Regions from separate parts of the Homo sapiens genome. Here region 2 is linked to region 1. The links are chromatin contacts, found by Hi-C or POLR2A ChIA-PET in ENCODE. All regions are on one chromosome and are shown on one strand. The core of a region is the stretch at or near the end of the contact, and the rest is flanking DNA. Distances in the headings are between cores, read along the strand shown.

Evidence for each region. A loop is a pair of places that touch in the nucleus more often than their neighbours do. ChIA-PET counts read pairs that join two places held with the same protein, here RNA polymerase II (POLR2A). Pooled maps may share reads with other maps.
Region 2: a map of ascending aorta shows a loop between it and region 1 (2.2-fold over the local background). The contact joins two enhancer-like sites. A Hi-C loop is called at or near these places in 5 of 168 maps with a recorded cell type or tissue (GM12878, Right ventricle myocardium inferior, ascending aorta and 2 more), 2 of 37 single-sample maps with no recorded cell type and 7 of 50 pooled maps. POLR2A ChIA-PET finds 5 or more read pairs at or near these places in 1 of 52 experiments (T-cell).

The regions. Positions count from the first base shown.
Region 1 is chr18:36,626,564-36,630,935 of GRCh38, forward strand. The region is part of intron 10 of FHOD3 (formin homology 2 domain containing 3); the gene reads left to right. Among named protein-coding and RNA genes, the nearest start is that of TPGS2, 200 kb to the right of the region's middle. Within about 2 kb of position 2,853, at least 3 of the 41 ENCODE cell types and tissues checked have a DNase peak (open chromatin) inside an H3K27ac peak, as active enhancers do; they include ascending aorta, where a contact is called at or near this core.
Region 2 is chr18:36,579,181-36,583,402 of GRCh38, forward strand. All of the region lies in intron 6 of FHOD3 (formin homology 2 domain containing 3), which reads left to right. Among named protein-coding and RNA genes, the nearest start is that of TPGS2, 250 kb to the right of the region's middle. Within about 2 kb of position 1,256, at least 10 of the 41 ENCODE cell types and tissues checked have a DNase peak (open chromatin) inside an H3K27ac peak, as active enhancers do; they include ascending aorta, where a contact is called at or near this core.

The DNA.
Region 1 (4,372 bases), core at 1,603-4,102:
ACTGGGATGAGGGACTTTAGGCTCCAGTCTCTGCCACCCAAATCCACAGGGGCTGACTAACACATTCCCATCCTGCTGCTGATAGTCTGGAAGCAGGAAGTGCTCATATCACTTGGCTGGATCATCCTCCCTCATCATAGAGATCCTCCTGGGAGTCAAATTTAGGTCACCAGGCTACATTATGAGGAAGAAAATCACTCAGAATAAGTTGGATGACCTTAAGAAAGAGTGATCAAGATATATCCCTCCTCTCCATCTCTAAGGGAATACCCCACCAGCACCAAGAGGTGCCCCAAACAATCTGATACCCATGGAATCATTTGAGCAGGACCCAGGCCATGCCTTCAGATACCTGTTATCCCAGGAGGAGGAGGGACTGGTTTGAGATAGATGTGCAACCATGGTCTATGTTGACACCCCTCTTCTACCTCATAACCCCAGATGCCCTCTCTCTACAGGCTTTTATGTTTCTGAGAGTCTGTGTACAGCTCTATTTTAGTGAAAAGAAGACCTAAACTTCTAAACATATTAAGGAAAGAGAACCTTTACCATGAGCATTGCATTTTGTGATCTAGAATCTTAAAGAAACTCAGCCAATTCTCAAAGAAAAAGCCCTCGAAGCTCTCTTCCAGCTGGCTTGAGAAGTTAACATGAAGAGAATTGAGGAAATTGTACACAATCCTCTGAAAAAGGCCTGTATATAAAGCCACCGAAGATGCTGAGGGTAGGAGTTAGGTGGACCTTGTCAGTAGTACTTGGTGTTCTCCTGCTTCATCATGTTTGTTCCTTGTCTGTTTCTTGCTGTTACACTTTTCGAGGATTCCTGTGTTGTGAGTTCAGGTGACAATGCTTTGCAATAGGCTGGTAAGGATGATGATACGGAAGTGGACCATCCTGGGCACGGTTCACAGTCTTGAAGTGCTGGGCTCGGTAGGATCTGAAACAGGAGGCCAGAGATGCCACTCTGAATGCTGTTTGCTTCATTCTTTTTGGAATTTCACTTTACTGGAATTATTACTTCAACATTAATTTAGTAGCATTTGAGCAAAATATACTTTGCAGCTTGTAAAGATAGGTGATGTTTTATCTATCTAGATTGATGATTATGAAGTGACTTCATTTACGAAGCCTGTTGGAGGGATTTTGCCTGTGGCCCCAAAGTGACGGCATGATTTTGATGAGGTGGGAGTGCGATAGTGGGAATGCAGTGGTGAAATGCTGATTGGGAAATGATTTCTTCCTGCATAGCTTAGTCACCTGCTCAACATCTGTGCCTCAAACAGTACCTCAGAGTCAAGTGGCTCATTGTGTTCTGTCCCCTGCAGACCTTGAAAGACACAGAAGCTGCCTCATGTACATATATGCACATTGCTCTTCATCCCTGCAAACGCCCTGGCCGCACCTAACGCTAGCTTATAGCAACATGCCTTCAGATGCCACATATGAAGGATTTGGGGCTAGATTTTATAACTCAGTCACCCAAGTGATGCCAACTTTTGTAAAGAAGGGAGAAATATGTTTTAGAAAGGGGTTCATATTGTTCTAAAAAAATATAGGGCAGTCTCCACTCAGATGGTCCTTTTGCATCATTTGAATTTAACTCTCACGATCATCCTCTGTAAGATTCAGACAGGACAGGTTTTATTAACCTCATTGTACAAGTGAGAAAACAGATGGGGCTAAGTGCCTATTCCAAATCACAGGACTAAGGGCTATGACCAAGGGCTGGGCCCTTGGCTCTTAATATCCAAAGTATACAGACTCCTTCCCAGTCAACCACATCCCAGCCAACCACTCCTAAACATATTCTTCAAGCGAGATGATTAGAGAGACAATTTGATTTACATTCCTTGTAGGTATTTTTTTGTTTGAGGTAAATACAAAAATTCAAAGACTTGGAGAGAAATGCTTAGTCTCCCTGTAGACTTAAGCCAGCTATGTGCTTTAATTCTAATAAAGACTAATAAGAGCTTGAACTCAGATTTGTTTGCTTTGGTTTCTTAGGAAATACAACTCTACACTGAGCATTTGCCCAGTAAGGTACAAGTTTATTGGTCATTGGTCAACTAAAAGCATCTTTATGGGACCATGTGTGTCATAATGAGTTTCATCTTTGCACTTAAAGTTTACAAATTTCATTGGAAGGGGAAAAAATCTTAGTGCTAGAAAGTTCTTAAAATTTAGCCCAAAGCAGGAGCCCTTTCTGTCAAGTTCCCAAGAGATGGGGTACACTTCCAGGCATGGGTGCTCTTTCTCCTGAGGTACCCCATCTGCCCTTGAACTATTCTGTTTATCCTGGTTCTTCCTCTGTTGACAAAAACAGGGCTGCTTCCTGCTCTGTGTGTCAGTCCTTCTGATACCAAACACTGCATGGGACTTAACACGTGAACTTTCAGTTTCATCCTGCTGATTTCCACACAACATTCCAAACTATAGAAGTAATTTTGAACTTCATTTAGTCACTAATGTTAACAGTTGTGCCATGCAGCTTTCAGTCATGTGTATATTTTAATATACGTGGAAGAGTGACCTGGCAGATAGTGGATGTTGACAACTGGTTAGGGAGTGGAGGGTCCAGACTAGTGCCACGTGCCTCAGCAGCAGGGTCTGCAAACTTTCTCTGTCAAGGGCCAAGTAACATGTTAAACTTGGAGTACCAGACGGTCTCTATTGCAACTACTCAACTGAATTCTGCCTTTGTAGCACGTCAACAGCCATCAGCCACTGGTACTGGCATGAGCATGGCTGCATTCCAGTGACATTTTATTTATAGACACTGAGATTTGAATTTTACATGTCATGAAATATTATTCTTTTGATTTTTTTTCAACCATTAAAAATGTGAAAACCACTCTTAGCTCACAGGCCGTATAAAAACAGGTGGTAGGCCAGATGTAGCCCACAGGCTGTAGTTTGCCAACCCCTGTCCCAAGGGTCTGGGTTTCTTGAGGGAGGTTGGGGGAAATTGGCAAAGGAGAGTATGTGGCATATGAGAGAAGAATCCACTGTGTTATGTGTGAGGGCTATGGGGAACAGTATTCTTAGATTTGGTGTTAGAGCAAGGAAGTCAAAGGAATATTCCATGAAGAGATAGAGACTATAGGGGACTTTGCTGATGGCTGATCATGAGTTCCCAGGGCACAGAGGAAGATTGAGGGGTCGGAGAAGGGCAAGAGATAAGCCAGATTGAGGGACACATGGAGAGGGAGGGGACTATGTGATGAGTCCAGGGAAGATTGGACTGTGCAGGCCGGGATTGGTCCCAGTGGTCCCTTCGGGCAGTGGTTCTTGACCGGGGTGATTTTGCCACCTAGGAGACATCTGGACACATTTTTGGTTGTTATAACTGGGACGGGGTGGTGCTGCTGGCATCTAGTGGGTGGAGTCCAGGAATGCTGTTCTACTTAGTGCAGGATAGCCCCCTGCCAAACAAATAATTATCTGTTTTAAAATGTCAGTAGTGTTGAATCTGAGAAATTCTGCCTTAGGGGAAGGCAGATCGTTGGTTATGTAATCCACATGATGCTGAGATAGAGAGTGTTTTGGCTATTGGAAAGGGTAGTTTTCTTAGAAGCATTTGGAACTCTGTGCACCTACCTTAAATATTCATGTGCATGGGTCAAAATTGACTCTTTTTCAGAGAATATAATCAGCTAAAACACAGATCTATAGAATATATTTCTAGTTTAAAAAAATCCATTGGCATTTTACAAACAAATGTCATGGAAACAGATTCCTTAAATGAGATATGAATTGTCTTTCACAGCTGACTGGTTACTCTGGGCTACTACATGGTTTACAGTAGAGTCTTTTTTTTGATTTTAAGTCCGTTTAGCAAAGTTTCACGCTTCAAATTCTCAGGAAATATGCTTGAACACTTTTAGGGGACCAAGCCTTGACTTAATCTCATGCTACTCTCAGTAACTGAAATGCCAACAAATCCAATTCTAATCGGCTTCATACACATCCATCACTCCAAAAAATTGACATAATGGAATGTGACACCAGCATAAAACAAGTTGGCAAGAGAGAACAATGATTATATAAGAGAGGTGTGACAGTCTACATCCAGGCTTCACGAACCTGTTCAGAGGAAGAGGAACCTGGCACAGTCTCACCAGAAATGTTCAAGTGGAGCTGAGGAATCTGCATTGAGAAGCAGCAGTGGGCAACTCTCCTCTTGGCTGCCGATACTTTCAACTGATGGTCAAGAAGGAAAAAAGTTACATATAAGAATTGCTAATTTTTTTCCATGTAAGTTACACTAGGGTTACAGAAAAATTGACTAATGTATGTTTCACAGAAGTCCTCATTCTAATAAATGCAAAGTGATAAGGATATATAAATGGGTCTTGTGGGAGTCAGGAGTTGT
Region 2 (4,222 bases), core at 6-2,505, 49 kb before region 1:
AGGCACTCTGAATGGTCTCAAGGACATAAAAGCTAGGGAGATGGGAAGAGATTTTGCAAGAAAGATTGACTTTTTGTACATGACACAGCTGAATTAAGATATCTTTATGGTTTTATGATGGCCATGATAAAACACCAACAACTTGCCCTATTTCTAAAAGGAAATAAAACCTAACATGCTTACAATAGAAAAACTGACAGTCTGTTAGCTCATCACCAGACAGAGAATAGAGTGAGGGCAAGGTTAGGGAAGGTGGGATGGGTATGGGGAAGAATCACTGTGAGCAGGGAGAGATTACATAGAGAATGCTGTGGTCTGAATGTGCCTCCCTAAATTTTTGTGGTGTAAACGTGATCCCCAATGCAACAGTGTCAAGAGGTGTTTAGGTCATGAAAGCTCTGCTGTCATGAATGGATTAATGCCATTATAAGAAGGATTTGTGGAAGGAGTGCATTTGCTCTCTTTTGATTCTCTGCCATGTGAGGGCACAACCTTCCTGCCCTCCAGAAGATACAGCAACAGGCACCATCTTGGATGCAGAGAGACTGGGCCCTCACAGTCAGTGCCTTGATCTGGGACTTCCCAGCCTCCAGAACTGTGAGAAATAAATTTCTGTTCTTCATAAATTACCCAGTCTCAGGTATTTCTCTTTATAGCAGCAAAAATAGACTAAGAGAGGAAAGGCACAAAGAAAAGAAGAGGGAGAGATAGAAAAGAGGGAGGAGAAGGACCACGGAGGAGGAAAAGAAGAAGAGCAGCAGAGAAAAAAAAAAACAGAAATAACAGAAATGCATGCCATGGCTCAGAGTCTCTGATGTGGCAACAGCATCATATTGATATTACTTTGGAATCATTCTGTAAGGAAAATAAACAATCAGGAAAGAATAAACACACAGGAAAATCTTTATTGCATTTCTAAATAACATGGAAAAATTATAAAATTAAAAAGTTTCAAAAATACATTTGTAGGAATTGTGCTTTCCCAGCCTCCCCATCCTACACGGTGCACTCGGTGTGTGCTTCCTCAGTGGTGGTTCAGGACTCTGGGCTGCCTCTTCAGGGCCTCTGTCTAAGGTGGCACACTCGCCTCCTCCCTAGCCATTTGGGCCGTCAGCACTGGATCTGTGTGGATTTCTGTCTTCATCTTTTATTTTCCCAAAGGCAGGTCTAGAATAGTCTCTGGCTCCTGTGTTCTGCACTGTGCTGGTCATAATGAGGACAAGAGAGTGGAGCCAAGAGTCAGCCTGTGCCTTGGAGTTCACTGTGTTGTTGGAAAGGAGAATTCTGGGGAACAGTGATGCCACAGCCCATCCCACTAACTGTGATGTCACATGAAGGTCTCCTGCCCCCCTGCAGGGTGTGCTCTGTTCTAGGCGAGTTGCTGAAAGTTAACAAAGGCAGTAGCTGCCAAGTTTATTTCCAGTCTACATAGTTCTAATGAGATCACCTCTTATTTACAAAACCAATAGAGTGTCTGCTGATACTCTTCCCTCACCCCCATCTGAATAATGAGAAATTGAAAAGAACAACAGATACATCAACCCAAGACCCTTAGATTTTGAGAAGGAGGCCTCAGTCTCCTCCTTAAACATACAGTTTGGTCAATACAGCTGCAATGGGTTTTCCCCAATTCAAATTAAGAAATCAGCAAAGCCAGGGGCCCTAGCATTTCCTTTTGACAAAGAGTCAGATTTATCTTAACCTGGAAAGGTTACCTTGACATCCAGTTGCCTTTGCCTTATACAGTCACAGAGTTGATAAAGGAAGTACTGGAGCAGAAACATCTTGTCACTGTGTTTTCATAATTCATCATTTTTCTTCCATGAAAGGCAACAAGATGTGATTTTGCAGCCTGCCAGAGGCTCATTATGCAATGCATATTTGCAGATATTTGAGACTCATAGCCAGGGGAGAAAATAATGCATTCGTAGCCAAATAATGACTTTTTAAAAGAAAGAAAAAAGTGTTTTCAATAAAGTGTTTCTTTCTATTTACAAGAGCCAATCTTTAAACTCTCCAGTCAGAGGTAAGAGGCAGATGCCAGGCCCATGACTTATCACAGGATGTGGATTTTTTTCTCTTCATACATCTGGAATTCTAATTAATTGGAGTAAGATGATTCAGTCTATACAGCATGGCCCTTTGTCACCCAGCACAGAGAGTCTGTCTCTTTATCTCTATGGATCCTCTTTTGGCCCAAGGGGAAGGCCTCAGGGCCCTGAGCCTGGCAAACTCTCACCTCCTTGCTGCCTCTTAGGGGTGCCTCAGGGCGCTGGCATGGAAGCTTCCCTGTCTGCATTGCTCTCCAGGTTAGCTTGCCTTGCTCTGTCTAAGTTCCCATCAGCCCCATTGGATCTCATCCTTCCATCTGTGCCCCATATTGCTGATCACAGGTCTCCAGACTTCCTTTCTACTTGTGTGAGGGTGTGCAGGCCTCCCTACTCCTATGTAGGCCTATCTGGAGGAGCCCTGGCCAAGGCCCTCCTTGCACGCACGTACACACACATACATACATGCTCGTGCTCATGCGCTCTCTCTTTCTCTGTCATATACATTAGAGAACCTATGAGCCCACCCGCCAGCCACCCCACCCCCAACACTGGGGACATTGCTGAAAGTTTGTTTAGGACTGCAAAATGAAGAAAAAATAAGTAACGTGGTGTGTAGAATGGAGTGGTGGAGGAGGGGAAATTGACAGGGATGGGAAAGCTGGGTGGGAAGGGTTAGCTCAGTATCACAGCTGTGAGGTGAGAGTAGCAGTGGAAACAGAATAATGAAAAAATAGAGACATTTTGAGGACTAGCCTTCTAGGAGGAGATTTCTGGATATAGGAAAATAAAAGGAATCAAAGGTTGGGGGTCACAGTTTGACTCTGCAGCTAGAAATATGGCAGTGCCAATGGCAGTAGAAGAGTTGGACATTGGGGTTTGTTGGCAAGAAAACTTTGGACACACTGGTTTGGAGATGAAGGAAATATTCCCAAAGAGAGCTAAGTGCCATGGAGCCTGGTGCTCCATGTGCCCCAGGAGACACTGGCTGATGGGCAAGGAGAGGAGATTCGGTGAGCCCTCTGGTCTTGGAGCCACTGGCATGTCACTGTTGTGTGATCTGCTCAGATGACCCAAATATGGGGGTGAGAGCTGAAGACCTTTGTAAGTTACGTAATGTAAATAATAGAATCCTAGCCTTGAAGAGATGGCAATGTCATGTTAAAGGTGTTCCTGACATCATCAGTCCCATTCCTCATACTTCTAGATGCAGAGGGATCATCAAATCATTTGCCTAGGTTGCCCAGGAATACTGTTGCATGCTGGAATTGGTGGAAAGCCTTCCTTTTTCGGACATGCATTACCTGTCATTAACCAAATGCTTGTGCATTGTTTTGTTGAACAAGACACTCTGACTTGCTGTGGAAGCAAAGTATTTACAGGCAGTTACCATGTGAACCCTGTCCAAGCTAAACTTGATGGCTGCTACAGATAGTACTTGGGGATATAATTTTCAGCTCCTCATCATACTGGTTACCAACTCTTCTGTTCATGTAGTACAAAGAATAGTAATATGGTAGCTGGGATGCGATGTCATTCTTCCACAAATCCCACCTCTGATATATTACATCTTTTAGCAGCAGCCTTGGCTGTTGCCTCCGTTTGAACCGGTAATCCACTAAGCCTTCCGGATTTTTGTCACACATTTTTATCTGCCAGTTTCTTCCATTCTGCGTGTCTGCGATTGATTGATTCACGTTTAAATTCAGGGCCTTGCATTTTTCCCCCATTGATTGTGGGCCAGAGTTCCAGCCTCAAGATAATTAAGAATTCTGTTCTGCTTCTTTCTCTTATTAACTGTTAGTGCTAATTTTATTTAACAAAAAATGAATAAGCAGATCTTCCATGCCATTGATGAAAATGTCTAGTGGGACAGAGACAAGGAATGCATAAACCAGTGCAGCCTGCAGGTTGACACTGATCAGTCAAGGCATTTTAGGGTCATTGTACAATTAGTGGGAAGCCGTTGAACTCTGACCATCCAGCTGTGTTTCTTCATTGGGGTCACAAGGCCTTCCTGGAATCACGATATGCTGCATCTGACAGTCAGTGCCAGAGCTTTGGGGTCACACACGCCTGCACCATCCTTGGGGTGGGTTGCTTTTTCATCTACAAAATGGGAGTGATAATAGTGAAGAAGACGTAAAACACTAAGCAACAGGAGATGCCCAGTA